6 separate regions of the Homo sapiens genome follow, and all the other regions are linked to region 4. Evidence: chromatin contacts called from ENCODE Hi-C or POLR2A ChIA-PET data. All regions are on one chromosome and are shown on one strand. Each heading gives the region's core, a stretch centred on a gene start or an enhancer-like site at or near the end of the contact. The rest is flanking DNA. Distances are from core to core; before and after follow the strand shown.

The links. Hi-C counts contacts between places; a loop is a spot of excess contacts on that map. ChIA-PET counts read pairs that join two places held with the same protein, here RNA polymerase II (POLR2A). Pooled maps may share reads with other maps.
Region 1: a loop to region 4 is called in a pooled map, with 4 times the contacts of the local background. The contact joins the enhancer-like site here to the promoter of DNAJC9-AS1 in region 4. A Hi-C loop is called at or near these places in 2 of 50 pooled maps. POLR2A ChIA-PET finds 5 or more read pairs at or near these places in 2 of 52 experiments (activated naive CD4-positive, alpha-beta T cell and naive thymus-derived CD4-positive, alpha-beta T cell).
Region 2: a map of CD8-positive, alpha-beta T cell shows a loop between it and region 4 (5-fold over the local background). The contact joins the promoter of MICU1 here to the promoter of DNAJC9-AS1 in region 4. A Hi-C loop is called at or near these places in 3 of 168 maps with a recorded cell type or tissue (CD4-positive, alpha-beta T cell, CD8-positive, alpha-beta T cell and naive thymus-derived CD4-positive, alpha-beta T cell), 2 of 37 single-sample maps with no recorded cell type and 12 of 50 pooled maps. POLR2A ChIA-PET finds 5 or more read pairs at or near these places in 1 of 52 experiments (activated CD4-positive, alpha-beta T cell).
Region 3: a loop to region 4 is called in a map of CD8-positive, alpha-beta T cell, with 10 times the contacts of the local background. The contact joins the promoter of AP3M1 here to the promoter of DNAJC9-AS1 in region 4. A Hi-C loop is called at or near these places in 1 of 168 maps with a recorded cell type or tissue (CD8-positive, alpha-beta T cell) and 7 of 50 pooled maps. POLR2A ChIA-PET finds 5 or more read pairs at or near these places in 1 of 52 experiments (GM12878).
Region 5: a loop to region 4 is called in a pooled map, with 3 times the contacts of the local background. The contact joins the enhancer-like site here to the promoter of DNAJC9-AS1 in region 4. A Hi-C loop is called at or near these places in 4 of 50 pooled maps.
Region 6: a pooled map shows a loop between it and region 4 (4-fold over the local background). The contact joins the promoter of VCL here to the promoter of DNAJC9-AS1 in region 4. A Hi-C loop is called at or near these places in 1 of 168 maps with a recorded cell type or tissue (B cell) and 5 of 50 pooled maps. POLR2A ChIA-PET finds 5 or more read pairs at or near these places in 5 of 52 experiments (K562, MCF 10A, PC-9 and 2 more).

The regions. Positions count from the first base shown.
Region 1 is chr10:72,247,281-72,250,281 of GRCh38, forward strand. No RefSeq gene overlaps it. Among named protein-coding and RNA genes, the nearest start is that of DDIT4-AS1, 25 kb to the right of the region's middle. RefSeq lists enhancers at 620-1,187, 1,188-1,756, 1,757-2,323, 1,792-1,891. Within about 2 kb of position 1,676, at least 35 of the 41 ENCODE cell types and tissues checked have a DNase peak (open chromatin) inside an H3K27ac peak, as active enhancers do.
Region 2 is chr10:72,624,709-72,627,775 of GRCh38, forward strand. It overlaps MICU1 (mitochondrial calcium uptake 1), which reads right to left and starts at 1,371. Exons shown (of 12, transcript NM_001195518.2): 1 at 1,302-1,371. RefSeq lists enhancers at 1,138-1,675, 1,226-1,375.
Region 3 is chr10:74,149,354-74,152,609 of GRCh38, forward strand. AP3M1 (adaptor related protein complex 3 subunit mu 1) reads right to left here and starts at 1,475. Exons shown (of 9, transcript NM_012095.6): 1 at 1,402-1,475. It overlaps ADK (adenosine kinase), which reads left to right and starts at 1,868. Exons shown (of 11, transcript NM_006721.4): 1 at 1,868-1,990. The coding sequence starts at 1,926. RefSeq lists enhancers at 1,399-1,628, 2,039-2,218.
Region 4 is chr10:73,245,819-73,249,295 of GRCh38, forward strand. It overlaps DNAJC9-AS1 (DNAJC9 and MRPS16 antisense RNA 1), which reads left to right and starts at 1,549. Exons shown (of 4, transcript NR_038373.1): 1 at 1,549-1,565; 2 at 2,475-2,632. It overlaps DNAJC9 (DnaJ heat shock protein family (Hsp40) member C9), which reads right to left and starts at 1,437. Exons shown (of 5, transcript NM_015190.5): 1 at 1,192-1,437; 2 at 870-1,010; 3 at 104-358. The coding sequence starts at 1,371. MRPS16 (mitochondrial ribosomal protein S16) reads right to left here. Exons shown (of 3, transcript NM_016065.4): 3 at 3,031-3,477. RefSeq lists enhancers at 879-2,078, 1,344-1,683 and a silencer at 994-1,143.
Region 5 is chr10:72,561,817-72,564,857 of GRCh38, forward strand. MICU1 (mitochondrial calcium uptake 1) reads right to left here. Exons shown (of 12, transcript NM_001195518.2): 3 at 1,079-1,247. Among named protein-coding and RNA genes, the nearest start is that of MICU1, 63 kb to the right of the region's middle. RefSeq lists a silencer at 140-249. Within about 2 kb of position 1,700, at least 3 of the 41 ENCODE cell types and tissues checked have a DNase peak (open chromatin) inside an H3K27ac peak, as active enhancers do.
Region 6 is chr10:73,996,629-73,999,798 of GRCh38, forward strand. VCL (vinculin) reads left to right here and starts at 1,488. Exons shown (of 22, transcript NM_014000.3): 1 at 1,488-1,747. The coding sequence starts at 1,580. RefSeq lists silencers at 1,097-1,456, 1,787-1,836 and enhancers at 1,517-1,716, 1,789-2,440.

The DNA.
Region 1 (3,001 bases), core at 426-2,925, 1.0 Mb before region 4:
GATTACAGGTGTGAGCCACCGTGCTCAGCCTCCAGCTGTTATTTTTATTGACAAAGTTATGAAAATATTTGAGTGGGAAAGTGATTTGCACAGGCTCCATCAAGTTGACAAAACCAAGATCGGAACACAGGTCTTTTGGGGCCCCCAGCCTTCAGCAGACTTCCCCAGGAGTAGCAGTATTGCCTGCTTTTGGAAACCTCTTCTCCAAGAAGGGAATCCCTGAGCTTGGGCCAGTCTAGGAAGCACCCAGTTGAATCTACAGGCCTAGGACACATGAAAACCCTTTTACCAACCAACATCTGGAAAGGGACTCTGCAATGCCAGGGTAGAAGGAGCCTTATTCATGGAGCTTCATAGAGGCACTGGGTCTTATTTTCTTTGAGACGGAGTTTCACTCTTCTTGCCCAGGCTGGAGGGCAGTGGTGTGATCTCGGCTCACTGCAACCTCCGCCTCCCGGGTTCAAGCGATTTTCCTGCCTCAGCCTCCCGAGTAGCTGGGATTACGGGCATGCACCACCATGCCCAGCTAATTTTTGCATTTTTTTAGTAGAGATGGGGTTTCTCTATGTTGGTCAGGCTGGTCTCAAACTCCCGACATCAGGTCCTCCGTCTGCCTCAGCCTCCCAAAGTGCTGGGATTACAGGCATGAGCCACCCCCTCCGGCTTGGGTCTTATTTTCAATGGCCAGGCCTCTCATTAACGTGGCAGGAATGCAGCCTGTGCGGAGCTCCCAACAGTGCAGTTTGCCAGAAGTTGGCTGGGATTGTGCTGGGTTTCTCAAGGTTCCCCTCCTTGTTCACTCTCTTCAGACCCACCTTTGCCTGCAGCTGGCAAGCAGCTGATAGATCTCTATTTTGCTGTTGTGAGAATTCACCAAAAAGGCACTTCTAAAAGCCTCATGCAACTAGCAGGAGAAACATAGGTTTAGAGCCTTGCTCCTGCAGCTTCAAAAACAAGGAGGCAAAAATTGAGATTGAATATAGCACAGAGTGTGGGTGACACCAAACCACGGACTGAGTTGATAGGCTGCAGGGAAGGAAGTGAAAAGTTCACCTTGTCCTTCCGTCTAACAGAGGACTGCTGGTTTTGCAGAGGTTTGCTTTTTTTTTTTTTTCCATTCAATAAAAATAGCTCGGTGGGACAACATATTATAGCATTCGTGGAAATAAAAACTAGGAACCACATCATAGGATGTTCTGCTCCAAACTTGGCGCTGATCCCCCAGGCAGCTCCAAGTTCCCTCTGATTCAGGCAGCAGCGACGGAGGCCCTCCCCTGTCCCAGGTGGGACCCGGCCTTCAGAGAGGAAGGGAGGTGGTGGTATGAGGCATCAGCTGTTTCCTTTGCCTGTGGGCCAAGATCCTTGCCATGGCAGAAATACAACTTTGTCCCCAGTGTCTGCCTTCTGCACTGTAAAAAGCAAGTTTCCATCACAAAGGGTTGCGATTCAGGAAACCAGGGTTAGAGGCAAACGGGTCTTATTTGAAAATGGTAAAACCTGGCCAGGCCTTGGACTTCCTGCATTGGTTGCTCTCCTGGGACCTGGGACCAGCCCAGCAGGGTGGGGTGGGGCAGCAATGCAGGTTACAGGATGTGAAAGTGGGGACTGAGGTTAGGAAAAAGAATAAAAGGCTGTGACCAGAACACACCCAGCAGAGGCCATGTGCAGTTCTCTTCTTCAGGGTTTCCTGTGGGTACACTGAGAACATTGTGTTCTGGCTGAGAACTTATCCGGCGGAGCCTGCTGCATACGTGGCCCCTGGGTCCTAGTGCTGCCTCTTACCTAGCCTCAGGCCTGGCTCCCCTGCCTGCACCTGCGTGCAGCCCACTGTATGACCCAGGGAGGCTGTCTCCATTGTGTCCTCCTGCTGGGTGAGGCCCCCGGCCACCAGACTCCGAGCACTTAAGATTCTGACCCATCCCGCATTTCCAAAGCATCTTCAGCGTGCCGGGTGCCATCACACAGTCGCGTTTCATATCCCTCATAACAAAACATCCTTCAGATGACAAAACTGAGGTTCAGGGAAACTGAGAGGAACAACCAACATCAGTATTTATTTTTATTTATTTATTTTAGAAAGGGGGGTTTCACTTCCACCCAGGTTGGAATGCAGTGGTGCGTTCATAGCTCACTGCAGCTTCCAACTCCGGGCCTCAAGTGAACCTCAGCCTCCTGAGCAGCTGGGACTACAGGCACGCACCACCACCCCTGGCTCATTTTTGTATTTTTTGTAGAGACAGGGTCTCATTATGTTGCCCAGGCTGGTCTCGAACTCCTGGGCTCAAGCAACCCTCCCGCCTCGGCTACCCAAAATGTTGGGATTAAGACATAAGCCACTATGTGCCTGGCCTATGCCAGTATTTATTTATTTATTTATTTATTTATTTATTTATTTATTTATTTATTTATTTATTTTTGAAATGGAGTTTTGCTCTTGTTGCCCAGGCTGGAGTGCAGTGGCATGATCTCGGCTCACCGCAACCTCTGCCTCCCGGGTTTAAGCAGTTCTCCTGCTTTAGCCTCCCGAGTAGCTGGGATTATAGGCACCCACCACCACACCGGGCTAATTTTTGTATTTTTAGTAGAGACAGGGTTTCACCATGTTGGCCAGGCTGATCTTGAACACCTGACCTCAGGTGATCCACCTGCCTCAGCCTCCCAAAGTGCTGAGATGACAGGCGTGAGCCACCATGCCTGGCTGCCACTATTTATTAAAGGTTCTTGGATGCAGGTCTCATGTCACTTCGGGATAACTGATTTTGAGGCATTATTTCAAACTCTTGCAATGAATGTGAGCATTTTCTCTCAAAGTTTCTCTCCAGGTGATTTTGAGAATAGATGCTTTCTCTTTTTTATTTTTTGTTTGCTTGAGACAGGGTCTCATTCTGTCGCCCAGGCTGGAGTGTGCAGTGGCGTGATCTTGGCTCATTGCAGCTTCAACCTCCCTGGATCAATTGATCCTCCTGCCTCATCCTCCTGAGTAGCTGGGACTACAGGTTTG
Region 2 (3,067 bases), core at 121-2,620, 620 kb before region 4:
CACTCAGAAGATGTCAGAGACACTTGCTTGATATATTAGGTAGCCAGAGTGATGTTCTTAAGTGGAAGAGACAATCAGGGACAAACCAAGGATTGGGACAAAGAGTAGCTGGAGGCAAAAGCCACCTTCCTACAGACAAGTGGCAATGGGTTCTAAAGTTTTTAGGATAAGGCAATATTCAAAAAGCTCATTACCTGGTCCACACCAGAAACACAGTAGGTGGGTCATTCTGGCCAACACCTTTGTCTCAAGATACTGACGTTTATTATTTGTCATATGGTCCAATGAAACCTAAACTCTCCTACAGCTATCCACACCGAACTTGTTTCACCTCATGAAATGCAAACTCCTTTCTTATACTGCTCGATCACTTCCCTACGTGCCCCAAAGGGATGTTCTAATATAAACAAAGGCATATCAAAGAAGCCACCCAAACAAGTGAGATAGAAACATTTATTGATAAATAGGAAGAAAATGGGCGTTTCTAAGGTACCACAGGAAAAATAAAATATTTTACTCTAGTCCCTTAGCTATAAGATATTTATTCTACTTATATTTACTAATGGCCACCGTATTTTTTAAGACATGGAAAATTGGAAGGTAAAGAAACCATCAACCATAAGATTACAGAGAAGGCAACTTGAAGAACAGTTTGTTTTAAACTGTTCTCCCAACATTCACATAGAGTCAATAACATCTAGCTCTTTCTCAAAACAGCCTATGGCCGGCCAGAATGCGACGGTGAAAACAAAACAGGGAGAACGTAATGAAAACGGGAAGGCGCTGGAAAAGATAAAAACTGAACAGTCCGAGTAGCCTGCACTTTGTATTTCTCCTTTGAGTCCTCACTGATTTTCCACTTATTTCGATTCAGTGGTTAATATTTCTCCGTATTAGAAATCCATCTGTGAACTCCCGCACCCACTTCTAACCACATCCACAAATTCCAGGAGAGCCAGTCAAGGCTACCAGAGTGTCCCAGTCGCCTGTGAGGAGGGGGGCGTCGGCGCCAAGTTGCGAACCCGGCACTGGGAGAAGTTCTCCCGGGACGGGAGAAGGGACGGGTTGGGGTGAAGGAAAGTGGAGGACGGGAGGCAAGCAAGACTACGGACTCCTCTCCAAAAGCTGAGCGCATCAGGGAGAGACAGGTATCCCGCCAGACCCGAGAAGTAGCCGGATGCCCGGGGCGGACAAACGGCCAGCCACGAAGCCCAGTTCCCTAAGGCTGTCTCGCCAACCCCCTTCCCCTTCGCCTTCCCTAAATTGCTGTCTCCTTATACCCTCCAGAGTCCAAGACTCACGCGTCCAAACACGAGCTCCAGCAGCCTCTCGGTCAAAGCCGCCCACCTCTGACAGCCATAGAGATGAAACAGCGGAGACAAACCTCCACCCCCTCCGCCCACTCTCACGTGACTCTCCTAGCCGCTGGGCCTGTCGGGATCGTGGAGACAGGCGTGTGGGAGGGGCACAGAGGAAAAGGAACGGGGAGGGGCGGGGAAATCAACGCGCCACGCCCCAGCCTCGGGCCCCGCCCTAGCCCCGTCACTCCCCCTTACTCCCCTCAGCGTTTAGGCGGGAAAGCTGGAGAGCTCCCAGAAGCTCTCGGGCATTTCTTCTGGTTTTTTTCCCCTCCACAAGGGTCATAGGAATCTGTTGAGAAATTTACTGTGGCTTGTAACACCTCCTCGGTACCCGTTTTCGTGTTGGCTATGTTGGCTAAGCAAAAAGGAGTTCGTGAAAAGAAAACTGGACCACAGTGAGTTGGAAATTGTTTCTTTCCAACTCCGTTTAGGTTTTCTCAGAGATTAAATGTTCCTGTTTCATAACCTTGAGACTTTTTTGGATTTAGAAACCCTCACCACTTCCTCTGGTGGATGATTTTGTCAGGTGTTTTATTTGCAGACTAATATTATTGCAGAGTTTATAATCTCTAGAAGCCACTTAAAAACATGTTTTCCCTTGAAGAATGTGTTTTTTGTTTGTTTGTTTGTTTGTTTGTTTTGAGATAGAGTTTCACTCTTGATGCCCAGGCTGGAGTGCAGTGGAGCGATCTCGGCTCTCTGCAATCTCTGCCTCCTGGGTTCAAGCGATTCTCCTGCCTCAGCCTCCCAAGTAGCTGGGATTACAGGCATGCGCCACCACGCCCTACTAATTTGTATTTTTGGTAGAGACGGGGTTTTTCCATGTTGGTCAGGCTGGTCTGGAACGCCCGACCTCAGGTGATCCGCCCACCTCGGCCTCCCAAAGTGCGAGGATTACAGGCGTGAGCCACTGCGCCCGGCTGAAGAAGGTGTTTTTATCAGAAAAATGGGATGGCAAAGGATCCTCACCCCTGCTGTGGAAATAGGATGGAAATATGACTATAATACCAGAGAATTTTTTTGGGGGGGGGGCAGCGGGGTGTTGGTTGGTTGTTTGTTCGTTTGTTTTGAGACGGAGTCTCGCACTGTCGCCCAGGTTGGAGTGCAGTGATGCTCACTGCAACATCCTCCTCCCAGGTTCAAGTGATTCTTCTGCCTCAGCCTCCCGAGTAGCTGAGATTACAGGCACGCCCCACCACGCCCGGCTAATTTTTGTATTTTTAGTACAGACGGGGTTTCGCCATGTTGGGCAGGCTAGTCTCAAACTCCTGACCTCGGGCGATCCTCCCGTCTCGGCTTCCCAAAGTGCTGGGATTAACAAGTGCGAGCCACCTCGCTGGTCCCAGAGAACTTTCAAATAATTTTTTTTTCCCAAGAATTTACGTAGCAGAGCTGTGGAAAAGGCAACAACCATGGAAACAAAGCCAACAAAACCATCCCTGGGGTAAATTGTGAAGTAAGCAGAATCAACTCTGTTTTCTCCATTTCTTCTCAGACCCAACTAACCTAAGTACAATAGATGATTGTGTTCATGGCTCTGTGCTAGCGCTTTACATACAACCCAGTGCTTGTCTACAACCACTCTAGGATGGATACTGTTTTATTCATTTGCAGATAGGGAAGCAGGCTGACACCCCTAGGTAATGCAGTACATGCAGTAGCGGGACATAGACCTGACCTGAAGGCCTCTGAGGCTTCCACTCTTA
Region 3 (3,256 bases), core at 225-2,724, 900 kb after region 4:
GTCTCAGCTTACTGCAACTTCCGCCTCCCGGGTTCAAGGGATTCTCCTGCCTCAGCCTACCAAGTAGCTGGGACTACAGGCGTGTGCCACCACACCTGGCTAATTTTTGTATTTTTAGTAGAGACAGGGTTTCACTATGTTGGCCAGGTTGGTCTCGAACTCCTGACTTTGTGATCCGCCCGCTTCAGCCTGCCAAAGTGCTGAGATTACAGGCGTGAGCCACCGCGCCTGGCCAAGATTCGTAAATTAAGATAATTCTTCATTAACCTCATTCACTTCACTTCTCCTATAGTGTCAATTGAAAGTGTCCCTCTGTCTTTCCCAAATTAATCCTTTCACTTGTAACTTGATCCCATTCCTTTCCTTCTCTTCTGGGAGACAAGACTTTTTCTTGAATCTTCAAATAGTTGCTTGCTTCCTGCCCCCAAATAGATATCTTGTATTCTTTAAAACAAACCCCAAACTTTCCCCCACCTTGCCACTCTCAATAATCTTGCTTCATGCCCCAAATGATGAAGGATTGGTCTACACTTGCAGTCTTTCCTCAGTTACTATTAAAGCATCTCTCTCAAACAGCTCAATGACTTTCTAATTATAAAATCCAACGACCTATTCTGATTTCAGCTTCCTCCTCTGACCATTGCAGCATTTTATGTCATTGATAACTTTCTCCTAAACAAAAATACTTCTTACCCTTTTATATGAAACTTCATCTGTTTTGGGTCTCACCTTGAAAGTCTTTCGGGCTTAATTCTCATAATTTTTTTTAAAGTCTTTCTACAATCTCCATGTAAACCACTGTTTCAAATTCGATAAAACTCAAACTCCATAAAATACCTCCTCCTGTCACTGGCACCATCTTCTTAATCACACATAAGGCTGTAAGTTTCAGGTTCAAACAAATCTACCAAATACAAACAGCCACATCGCCCGTCACTCTTCCACACTCACTGCCACCTGCTCAGCTTAGAACCCCGTTACCTCTCTCCTGAAGAACTGCAACACCCTTCTCACTGCATTCCTCACCCCAGGCTCTTCCAGGCACCACCCGCTAACAGGACGTCTGCTCAGGTCCGTTTGGGGTTTTGTCCTCCAAAGCAGAAACCTGGGACTGAGATTCCTGCCGTCTGTACTCCAGCTCACTATAGAGGGGGAACCCAGTAAGCTTGACCTCCGGGGCTCAGGCGCCTGAGAACACTGGGCTGCAGGTGGACCGCTCCCTTCTGGCCTTGCTGGCGAGAAAGCCCGGAAGGCCGGGAGTGGGGGGGAAGCGAGGCCCGGGCCAACAGCACCAAAGACGCTCCTAGAGCCCAGATCGGAGTCGGGGGCCCCAGCTATTCAGCCTACTCCCGGGTTTTGGAGCTGTCCCCAGTCCACAGATTTCCCGCCCCTCACACTCACCCCAACACCTGTGCCAGTCAGTGATTCGGCGCCGGATCCTCTCCTACCGAAGCTGGAGAAGCCGAGAAGGCCGCGAGGACCCGCAGCTGGAGTGCCCAGGAAATTGCCTGATTAACAGCTTCAAAGACACCGACTCTGTCTACCGTATTAGAAATTTTAAATATGCAGGAAGACCGTAAATGAGAGGAAAGACGTCTCTTGAGGCTTAGTATCTAAATCTTCTACATAATCCAGGGCCTAGAAAAATGGTGGGTTTCTCTCCATCTAGATTCAGGCGGTCATCTGCTGCCTAACGCAGTCTGGGGTCCCTCATGGTAGGGGAGGCGGGGTCAGGAATGGGCGGGGCATTCGCTGTTGGTGCCGACGGATAGAGCCAATGATTGTGGATGACAGCGGCACAGAATGGGCGGAGTCTGGAGGGGCGGGATTTGGAGAAGAGAAAGCGGTGATGCGAAGAGGGGGCGGGACCAGAGAGTGGATGGCAGAGGTGGGCTGTAGAGCCAAAGTGGGGTGGGAGCGCGAAGATGGCAGCTGCTGAGGAGGAGCCGAAGCCCAAAAAGCTGAAGGTGGAGGCGCCGCAAGCGCTGAGGTGAGCGCTGCCGGACTTGGGGAGGAGGGTGACGGCGCTGCAAGCAAGCCAGGGCCCACGTGGGGTTGCACGGCCCCGACGCTGGGTGGTGTCTCTCACTGCCAGCTTGGGGCCAACACGCAGGACCTCCCCCAGCTGCCCGCTTGGCCGCGACCCCTTGCCAGACGTTCTCTCCGTTTGGCTGAGTCCCCGCCTGTCTGGTGCAGCTCCGGCTCCAGCAGCCCTTCGCCAGTCGTGGCCCGCAGGGGGACCGAGCTGGCTGACCGCGCCACCTGCGAGCAAGCCCAGGCTGGGCTGGTGCGACCCCGGAGGGTCGGACCGGAGCAGCGTCTGTAGGCGGCCGCCTTCTCTTCCCGGGGGATGGCGGGAAAGAGGCTCGGCAACTGCTGTACACTGGGGCAAAGTCAGAATTCTTGGGGATTTTTCAGAGTGTTGCGGAAGGGCACGTTGACCTTCCTTTTCGTGCACATTCTGAAAGCCCGTACCTTTGAGGACCCTCTACCAGGGACCCAGACCCCTCCGATGCTTTGCAGGGGCAGCATTTGGATGAATGGATAGGAAAGGTTGATTTCTCTTTTTTATTTACACTTTTTGGCAGCAACGGGGACAGTGCTGCCCCTAACACCTGCCTCACATGTGATTGATGTTGCAACTTTTACTTATGAAGAGTCATTTGTTAAAATATCCCTTCCTAATAAGTATAAAGTGAAGCAGGCAGTCTTTGATGATTTGGAAATGTTCGCTGAAAGGCAGCGATTTTTTTTTCCATCTTAAAATAGACATATCAAACTGATTTAAAACTATTAGGACACTCCTGATTAAACAGGACATATCCCATTTCTTCCAGTATCACTCTTCTTCACCTCCAAAGGAAGGAATCACTCACAATTGAAAAGAAAAGGACACTTAGGGGCCTGGTGGTGTGTTCATGCTGCTTTGAATGGAGGGTGAACAAATCCTTGCCAGTTCCTTTAATGTATTCCTACTACCCTCAAAGGGTTAGTGTGCCTACCTTATACCAAGAACATAAACTTTAAAATAAAAACCCTCAGGATATTCTATTTTTATTTTAAATATTCCAACTATATGCAGAATAAAAAGCAACGGCTTTTGAATCAGACCTACCTGAGTTCAAGGCATGTGCTTTCCCTACTCTGCCCTTTATTAGAGTATTTCCTTATAAGGCACCTCCTTCGCCAAACTGGAAGACAGATGCAACTTTTCCCTACCATCCTACTGAACATATAACCCTTAGATTTCCTTAGA
Region 4 (3,477 bases), core at 299-2,798:
GTCCTTATTTCTGGAGTTTTATGTTTACTTCTACTGCTGTAAATACTCTCAAATCCTTTTTGGAAGCAGTCAAAATATAAATCCACAGTATTCAAAATCTTACCCTCCTTTTCCTTGCATTCATCTTTTGTTTCGATTCTTTGACAAAGGCATTATAGGATGGGACCTCTCCGGCGTCAATAGCTTGCTGAATGATATTCCTTATCCTGGGTTCCTCTGTGTACTGCACGCAAAGCACAGACTCCATGATCTGATCCATGTCACCCTTGAAGTCCAGATAGGCCTGCTTAATATCAGCCAGCTCTTCTTCCGAACCTTTGTATGTCTTTTCAAAAGCTTGAATGTCCTCTAAAGATATCTGATGATAAAGGAGATTTGCTTTAACTTTGGGAATTTTACTTTAAATAAAACGTACGTTAGTAAAACTAGAGTTGGGTGTTGAATTGCTGCAATACAACAGTTGCTTGAGTTGAAATTATTGAACCAGATTTTCTATGCCTAAGCTTCTCCGGAGTCCTCCTTTTTAAATCCAATCTTCATTAACTGCTAACTAGGGACCAGGGAAGGGAAATTTAAGTGAAATTTCCAAGAGTGAGAGGTGATCCGGAATCAGGACTTACATTTGGATATGTAAAATAAAGCGCATCCGGCAAAAAAAATAAATCGGCCCTTTTCAGTGCAACAATCACATTAACAGGAAATTTAAAGCCCGTTTCAGTAAGCGTGCGTGTATCTGTATTTCAAGGCCAAACTCAAAATTCCTAATTCCTACAAAATTAACACAAAATACAAGATCTTAGAGGCAGTCAATAAAGGTTTGTTGATTGAATGATGGTAACAGTCACAAAGAAACCTCCAGAGTCCTTTACCTTTTTAAAGAGTAGCCGCCAATACGCCTCCCAGTCTCGGTCTTGGGTGAGCACAGGAGAGTCCTCGTCCACTGTTCCCTGCTCATCGTACACTGCTCTCTGTTCTCTGTCACTGAGAACGGAATAGACTTTTCCCAGGATCTGAGGGCAAAGAGTATCCGTAAATCACCCCTGCTCCTCCCACCGAAACGGCGGCGCGAGAAATAAAGATCAGAAGGCGCCAAGCGGAGCTCAGCGCGCTCCCCCGGGGCGGGGCCCGGTAGCCAAAAGGCTAGGGGGAGGCCCGCGCAGCCGGTCGGCTTCGGGGCGGGACCCTGCATACCTGGAAGCGGCGGGTGGCGTCCTCCTTGTCGCCCTCACCCACCCGGTCCGGGTGTACCTGCAGGGACACCTTGTGGTAGCCTCGTCGGACCTCGCCGTCGGAGGCCTCGCGTCGCACGCCCAGCACCCGGTAAAGGTCGGCGGTGCCGAACACTTCCTCGCAAAGGTCCAGCAGCCCCATGCCGGGCGGAGATACGACCCCGGAGGAAGCAGCCGCTCCCAGCTGCGCCGGGTACAACCCAGGACTGCTTCTTTTTCGCGCCCAAAAAGCCCAGGGCGCCTGCGTCACAAGCACTGAAGGGGCGTGGCCACGCCGCGCATCCGCGCTTTACGGCGGCCGCAAAATGAGGTGTGGCGAGTCAGGCGCGGGCCCGGGTAAGTAACGCCGGCATGTGGAGTCACAGTCCCCGGCCGCGCGCAGGAGCTAGGTCTTCAGGGAAGTGATGTTGCTCGGGTCTCTCCTCCCCTTGCTCTGGAAATCTGGCGTCCGTCTTACCTTTTAGTGTCCAAGAACAACTTTTTCAAAAAGTTCATATATTAGCTTGAATTTACAAACTGCTGGCCTATTTTTTTAAGTAGAAAACGGCCAAACATCAGCATTCAGCAGTTACACATGGTTCAACTTAACAGATGTGTTTTTTCAAAAATGTTCTTGAAAGGAATAGGTAAAGCTGTAGACCCAAATAATTTTGCACCCCACTGGTTGGAAATGCTGGGGTACTTTCCCTCTAGCCCTGTAGGAAAAAACCCTATACTGAAACCCAAAAAGCACAAAACACGGGTCTTCCAAAAACTCTTACCTAATAGGACTTTCACCTTACACATTGGTGGAGAGAGATAACATGACCCAAGCCTCCGTCTTAATAACATAAACTGCTGAAGCAAAGGCTCTTTCTTTTAATACTCTGTGAAGTTCACAGCTGGGTTTGAACATGTTGGATCCCAGGTGGCAGCAGAGTGGGCTGGAGCAATCATCCAAGAGATGGTGAGAAACTTGGGCCTGGAGACCCAAAGCAAGGTTGAGGCTGGGGATAAAACTTTGTTAGTAGGGTAAACTCACAGAGGAAGTATGTGTATACATATCTTAAAGGATAAACAATGCTAAGTGAATACCCGAGTTGGCAGAAAATACCTTATCAAATATCCCCTCACTGATGTAGCATTTTTCAGAATCATTCTGCTCTGCCAATAAGTTTCTGCAAAGCCTCAAACTCTCCAGGATACATTAATATCTTTTAAACTTCCCAGAGTTGCCGTGATTTTCAAAGCATTTCTCTTTCCCAGATCCAAGATCAAACTCAGCTGAAGTCAGTTCCTCTCAACCTGCCCTGGCATCAAAGTCTCAAAGCAAGTGGGGGCCAACCAGCAACAACCCCAGGGGAGCTTTGACAACCACAGAATTTGAGATGGCTGGTAATCGTTCTCAGAACATAAAACACAAAGTAAGTCGGCACATTGATAGAACCTCCTCTATAAATTTCCTATATCTTAGTCACACACCAGAGTTAAGCCATCTGTCTTTGCTCATTTTTCCCTCTATGGACAACATAATATGTTGGGAAGGGCTTTCCAGGAGGGCATAACCGGGAGATGAATCTTACATCACTGGGCAAGTTTCCACCTCTAGGCCTCAGCTTCCCTATCTGTAAAACGGAGATAATCCTACCTGCCTTCATAATACCTTACAATTGTCACAAATAACCTTGTACACAAAAGGCCTAGGATATATGTAGATGCTTTGCAATATTATCTTTCTTCCAGTTTCTTGTATTTTTTAAGGTATTCAAATACATCTATTTTAACATTTTTCTATATATACATTTGCTACGGAAAATTGAAATCGCACACTGAAATATCCTTTTATTGCAACTCAAATTTTCAAAAACCAGAAAATCAAATTATTATGCTCTAGCCAAATTATGTAATGTTTTCTTTTTCTTTTCTCTGTCACCCAGGCTGGACTGTAGTGGAACAATCACAGTTCACTGCAGCATCGGCCTCCTGGGCTCAAGTGATCTTACTGCCTCAGCTTCCCGAGTAGCTGGAACTATGGGTGAGCAACACCACAGCCAGCTAATTTTTTAAGTTTTTGTAGAGACGGGGTCTTGCTGTGTTGCACAGGCTGGTCTCAAACTCTGGCTTCAAGTGATCCTTCCACCTCAGCCTCCCAAAGTGCTGAGATTACAGGTGTGAGCCACTGCCCCAATGGTATCTTTATATTATTTTTCCTTACAAGTTACTTCAAATTCTTGATGTTGAATTTCATCTCACTGACTTCAGGCTTTTA
Region 5 (3,041 bases), core at 450-2,949, 680 kb before region 4:
TAAAAAAATTACTTCATCTAACATATGAAACCAGACAGAAGATCCAGATTTTACAAAGAACTCTTCTTGCAAACACAAACCACAAACACACAAAACGCAGAAATAACTCAAATTATCTTGTTGCATTATTAGCTATAGTTTAGCAACTGAACGCAACTCCCTGAATTTTAACCTTGACATGCAAAATGTCTAAGAAATCCATCCTTTTCATTGTTCATCACTCATGTTTGCTGAACTCAAATACCTGATATCATAGGAACTGCTGTAGTGGAACTGAAACTTCGCTGAGGCAAAGCTACATAACAGCAGGTTGTGTTAATTACATAAAATCTTTTTTTTTTTTTTTTTTTTTTTTGAGACTCAGTCTTGCTTTGCCGCCCAGGCTGAAGTGCAGTGGCACAATCTCAGCTCACTGCAACCTCCACCTCCCGGGTTCAAGCAATTCTCCTGACTCAGCCTCCTGAGTAGCTGGGACTACAGGTGCATGCCACCATGCCAGGCTAGTTTTTGTATTTTTAGTAGAGACAGGGTTTCATCACATTGGCCAGGTTGGTCTTGAACTTCTGACCTCAGGTGATCCACCCACCTCCGCCTCCCAGAGTGCTGGGATTATAGGCATGAGCCACCATGCGGGGCCTAATTACATAAAATCTTGATAGTCATTTGAAGTTTGTGCTGTCCTCAAAGTTACTTGGTCTTCTAGAAGTTATGTTTCCAAAGAGATTTTATTCTGTCTCTACAACCCGATATCAGAAATACCACAAAGACTCAACTTAACATATATGATAACATTTAGCATCAGGAAGATCCAGAAAAAAAGAATCACCTTAGGCAGTTGAACTGAAAGAACTAAGAAAAAATATGCTAATCATGGTTATTGGTCCTAGATCCTTTTAACTACCTCCTTTAACCTCACATTCCAAGAGTACTTTTGGCTTAGAACATGATAGAAAATAGCAAAGAAGTGATAACTTGAAAGTGAAGATGAACCATCTGAAACATATGATTAAAAAGATTGAACTGCATTATTCTACTTTAAGATATACTTCTGATCAACTTATAAGACTATGTTTCATACTTTTCTGTCTCTGAATCCAGAACGTTTCTTCTTTTTCTCTTCTGGGTGAGGGGCAAGATCTGCAGTCTTTTTCTCATGGTTACAAACATCCCCTTCATCTTTATTCTTCCCTTTATCACCGATGTCACTTTTTAGGTTGTCTACACATGGTGGAGATTCTGCATGGGCCCTGGATATGCAAAAAAGAAATCTAGATTAATCTTGAACGTCCATCATACTAGACAAATAAGCAAACAGATACAGCTTAGCAGAGCAACAGCAATGAAATTTGTCAAATATTCTACATGAAGAAGTTCCTCAAAAAATATAAAATAGAACTTCCACATGATCTCTGGTTATATATCCCAAAGAAATGAAAGGGTCTCAAATAAATATTTGCACATCCATGTTCACAGCAGCACTATGCACAATAGCTGAAAGGTGGAAACAACTCAAAAGTCCATTGGCAGATGAATAAACAAAATGTGGTATATACAGATAATGGAATATTTTTCAGCTTTAAAAGGAAAGGAAATCCTGTCACAAGCTACAACGTGGATGAATCTTGAGGGCGTTATGCTAAGTGAAATAAACCAGTCACAAAACCACAAATATTGTATGACTTCACTTACATGAGTTACCTGGAATATTTAGATTTACAGAAACAGAAAGTAGAATGGGGGTTACCAGGGGCTGAGGGAAGGGGAAGCAAGGAAGTTGCTCTTGAATAAGTAGAGTTTCAGTTTTGCAAGATGAAAACGTTCTGGAGATCTGTTTCACAATGATGTGAATACCCTTTAAACTACTGAACTGCATATTTTAAAATGGTGAAGACATGTGACAGAAGCCCTCATCCACACGTCTTCCCATTGAAACCAGAGACGATGAGCCCTTCCAGTACAAAAACTAAATGTACTAGACTTCCAGCCATAGAGCGCCTCCTTGTTCTTCATCTCACTCCAACTCTTCCCATTCTCATTCTCCCCTTGTCCCAACTGTAACTGAAAGGGTGGAATATCAAGGTCTTTAGAAAAAAATGGTTAAGATGTAAGTTTTATGTTATGCACCTTTCACTACAATAAAAAGGAACATAAATAAAGAAGAAATAGGGGACCAAAATAATATAAGTATTTCTTTTTTAAAAAATAATATAAGTATTTCTGGTAGTTGAAGCCATTGCTGCAATGATATAATACTAAAATTAATTAAATATTACAGAACTGATGAAATACAAAAAGAAGACTTTTGCTTACAGCCATAATGGAGCAAACGATAATAGATCTGACTTCCTACCAGGGCAAAAATACAGAAAATTGAACAAAATATATCAAATGACTGCTTTCAGACACTGCACAGTATGCAACTCTCTAAGAAAATGGTGGCCTGGCCAGGCGTGGTGACTCACACCTGTAATCCCAGCACTTCGGGAGGCCGAGGTGGGTGGATCACTTGAGGTCAGGAGTTCGAGACCTGCCTAGCCAACATGGCAAAAAACCATCTCTACTAAAAATACAAAAGTTAGCCGGGTGTGGTGGTGCTTGCCTGGTCCCAGCTACTTGAGAAGCTGAGGCAGGAGAATGTCTTGAACCCAGGAGGCAGAGGTTGCAGTGAGCCGAGATTGTACCAATGTACTCCAGCCTGGGTGACAGAGTGAGACTCCATCTCAAAAAGAAAAAAAAAAAAAAAAAAAGAAAAGAAAAATGGAGGCCTATAATTGCCCAGAATTTCTGTCTGGAAACATTTTCTAGACCACAAAGAGGATCCCAAGCCAAATACAGTGATCTTGCTAAACTAAAGTGACAGAGATCAAAGTTTGGAAAACCTGAGGTGCCTGGAATTGGTGAGGCAGAGGACTCAAAAGGAAAAAGTCACACAGAGAAAGAGCTCCAAAAATGTACACAGAACACTCTCGAGTATTGAGTCAACACTCAGCAGTGCATTCTTAGGATGAAACTACACAAAGTAGTTGCCAAGGAGCCACAGG
Region 6 (3,170 bases), core at 238-2,737, 750 kb after region 4:
GCTGTGGTGGTTGTGGTAGGACTAGACAAAAATTTTCATTTGATGTGAGAATCTTTTGCTTGGAGGCATTACTGAAAGTGTTTACCTCAGAATGGGAAAGCTTGGGCAAAAGCGAATTTGAAGTAAGTAAGACGTTTGGAAGATGTCTTTTTTTTTTTTTTTTTTTTTTTGAGACAGAGTCTTGCTCTGTCGCCCAGGATGGAGTGTAGTGGCGCGATCTCCGCTCACTGCAAGCTCCGCCTCCCGGGTTCACGCCATTGTCCTGCCTCAGCCTCATGAGTAACTGGGACTACAGGCGCCCGCCACCACGCCTGGCTATTTTTTTTGTATTTTTAGTAGATACGGGGTTTCACCGTGTTAGACAGGATGGCCTAGATCTCCTGACCTCGTGATCCGCCCGCCTCAGCCTCCCAAAGTGCTGGGATTACAGGCGTGAGCCATCGCGCCCGGCCTGGAAGATGTCTTATACAAAGCGTGAGGGAACTGGATAATTTGGTCTTACCTATCAAAATATAAAATGCATATACTTTTGCGTTTTTCTCTTTCCTGGTAGGCATTTGCGCTAGATAAATACACAGATGCACAGCACAGGGGTAAGTACAATTCATGCAGAATTGTTTTTTAATAGTGAAAACCAGGACCCAACCCAAGTCCATGAGTAGGAAATTGGTTCTGTAAATAGTTTTATTTCATGCAATGGAATATCATGCAGTCATTAAGAAGAATGAGGTAGACCTCTACCAGCAGTGAAAGATAAGGGCATTTTAATCAAGGGCAATCATACCTAGTTCCAGGAAAATGTTTATTAATCTCATTTAGTTAGAAAATATATATGTAGAAGTGAATCTATAGACAAGTCTAGAAGGCTACACACCCAGCTGTTAAACAGAATGTCTTTGAGGAGGGCAGGGGGCGGAGTCTGCGTTTACGTGAATGGGACGCTGCTGTTTCTCAGTGCACCTCTGCTGTTTGAATCTTTTACTAAAAACCTTCCCATGCATTGCTGGGAGGGAATGGAAGGAGTATTTTGAGGGTTTCGTGTGAAGGGAAAAGTTGAGGAGGGGACGTGGGAGACCCCTTGGTCTCATCAAACTCTAGCGCCGCTTGAGGTGAGGAGACCCCGCCCCGCTGAGGTGATTCTGCAGAGGGGCGGAGCCCCCCAGATCCGAGGCGGGAGGCGGCCCGGGGGCGGGACCAGCCGGCTCCAGCGGCCCGCTCCGCTCCCACCATGCCCTTATAAGGAGCGCCCGGCGTTAGGGCTCGGGAATCCGGTAGCAATCCCGGCGGCTCAGCCCCAATCCCAGGCCCCTCCCTTAGGAATGGGGGAGGGGCGGGGTTTGGCGGCGCGGTGGCTGGGGCGGAGCATCTCGAAAAGGGACCAGTAGGAGTGGCGGCCCAGGTCTGAGCTGCGCTGCCATTGGGCGCGGCGACGAGAGGGGGCGGGGAGCCCGTGAGGCTGGTTACGCCGAGGGAAGCCCCGACTCCGTAGTCGCTGCACAGTCTGTCTCTTCGCCGGTTCCCGGCCCCGTGGATCCTACTTCTCTGTCGCCCGCGGTTCGCCGCCCCGCTCGCCGCCGCGATGCCAGTGTTTCATACGCGCACGATCGAGAGCATCCTGGAGCCGGTGGCACAGCAGATCTCCCACCTGGTGATAATGCACGAGGAGGGCGAGGTGGACGGCAAAGCCATTCCTGACCTCACCGCGCCCGTGGCCGCCGTGCAGGCGGCCGTCAGCAACCTCGTCCGGGTGAGCGCGCAGGGCCTGGCGCGGGAGCGGGCGCGGGAGGTATCCCCGGGGCCCCGGCCCGCGTCGCGGCTGCCTGTGGCCGGCTCGCTGGCCGTGGCTTTCCGCGTGGGTTCCGGAGCCAGGCGCCGAGGGTTCGAATGGCCTCTTCTCCGCCCTGTGACCTTGAGCGAGTCCTGAGCCTCTCCGGGCCTCAGTGTCCTCATCTATAAAATGGGAGCAGTCATGAAAAAGGCTGCCTTGCGGGCTTGTCGTGAAGATATGGCGAGGTATTATTCGTGGAGTGCCTCGCGCGGCGTGTGGCCCACAGCAGACACCCAATAAATGAGAGTTGCTGGGATGTCCGAGGGTCCCTGCCCCGCGCAGGCTTCGCCCCCACGTTGACTTCCTCGCTCTCAGCGCCTTTTAGGCCTCCTCGATCTGGCTGTGCGGGGGAGGGAGAGCGGGCCTTCCCACGGATCCCTTGCCTTCTCTTCTAGGGATCCTTATTTGAGCCACGTTGTCCTCCTTTCTAATACTTCTGCCCCTCACCCTGAGACCCGCCTCGCCCACCCCCGCTCCCCAGAGCTCCCTGTATTCCGCCCTTTTATTCACTTGCCTCACTCTCTGTCGCCTCCTCCTCCCTCCTGGGCATTTTACTTATGCTCACTCCTCTGGCACTCTCACACCTTTATGCAGTCATTCGTGACCACAAGCCCGGTTTTTCCTTCCGCTCAGCCCTGCTGCCCTTCCTTTCATTCCCTCCTGTGGACATTTTCACCTGGCGTTACCTGCTGTCAAACGGCCTCCTCCCACTGGGGCCTTTCTAGACTCGGGGGCCCTCCTTGGCCCCTCCTCCTGGCAGGAAGCAAGATGGAGCTGTTGGGAGAGGCCTGTGGAATCTGGGATCTGCCGCCCCTGCCGGAGAGAAGGCTGGGGCATCCGCTCCCCATCCACAACTTTCCTGGTGGCTCTGCAGACCCCTGTAACCCACAGCTGTGACTCATAACCGAGGTGATTCCTGGAGGAGGTGGAGCCCACGTCTGAAATGGGAAAAAAGAGGTGCTGAGACCAGTCTCCCAAGACTCCCCTGGCTAATGTCACACTTTTCTTTCCCACCCTGGGTGGGTGACTCAGACTGGTCCTGCTTGTGAGGAACAATTTTGGAAAAAGTTCATACTGCTCCCCCACTGAGCTGTGTAAATAGTGTGTGTCAGGGCAGTTGGGCGGCAACTGTGGGTCTGTCTGGGTGGGGCTTGGGTTACTTTTCTGATTTGAGCACTTTAGTGCACTTAGAGGCTCTTTAGCAGCTGAAAGTCTTCCTCAGTCTTCAGGGGTCCCTGGACTGTCTCAAGCAATTTAGGAGACTGGTAGCTAGGAAGACAGGGTGACACCACCGACCAAATTCCTGATCTTTCTTCTCTATAGCTTTAGTAAGAATCTATTC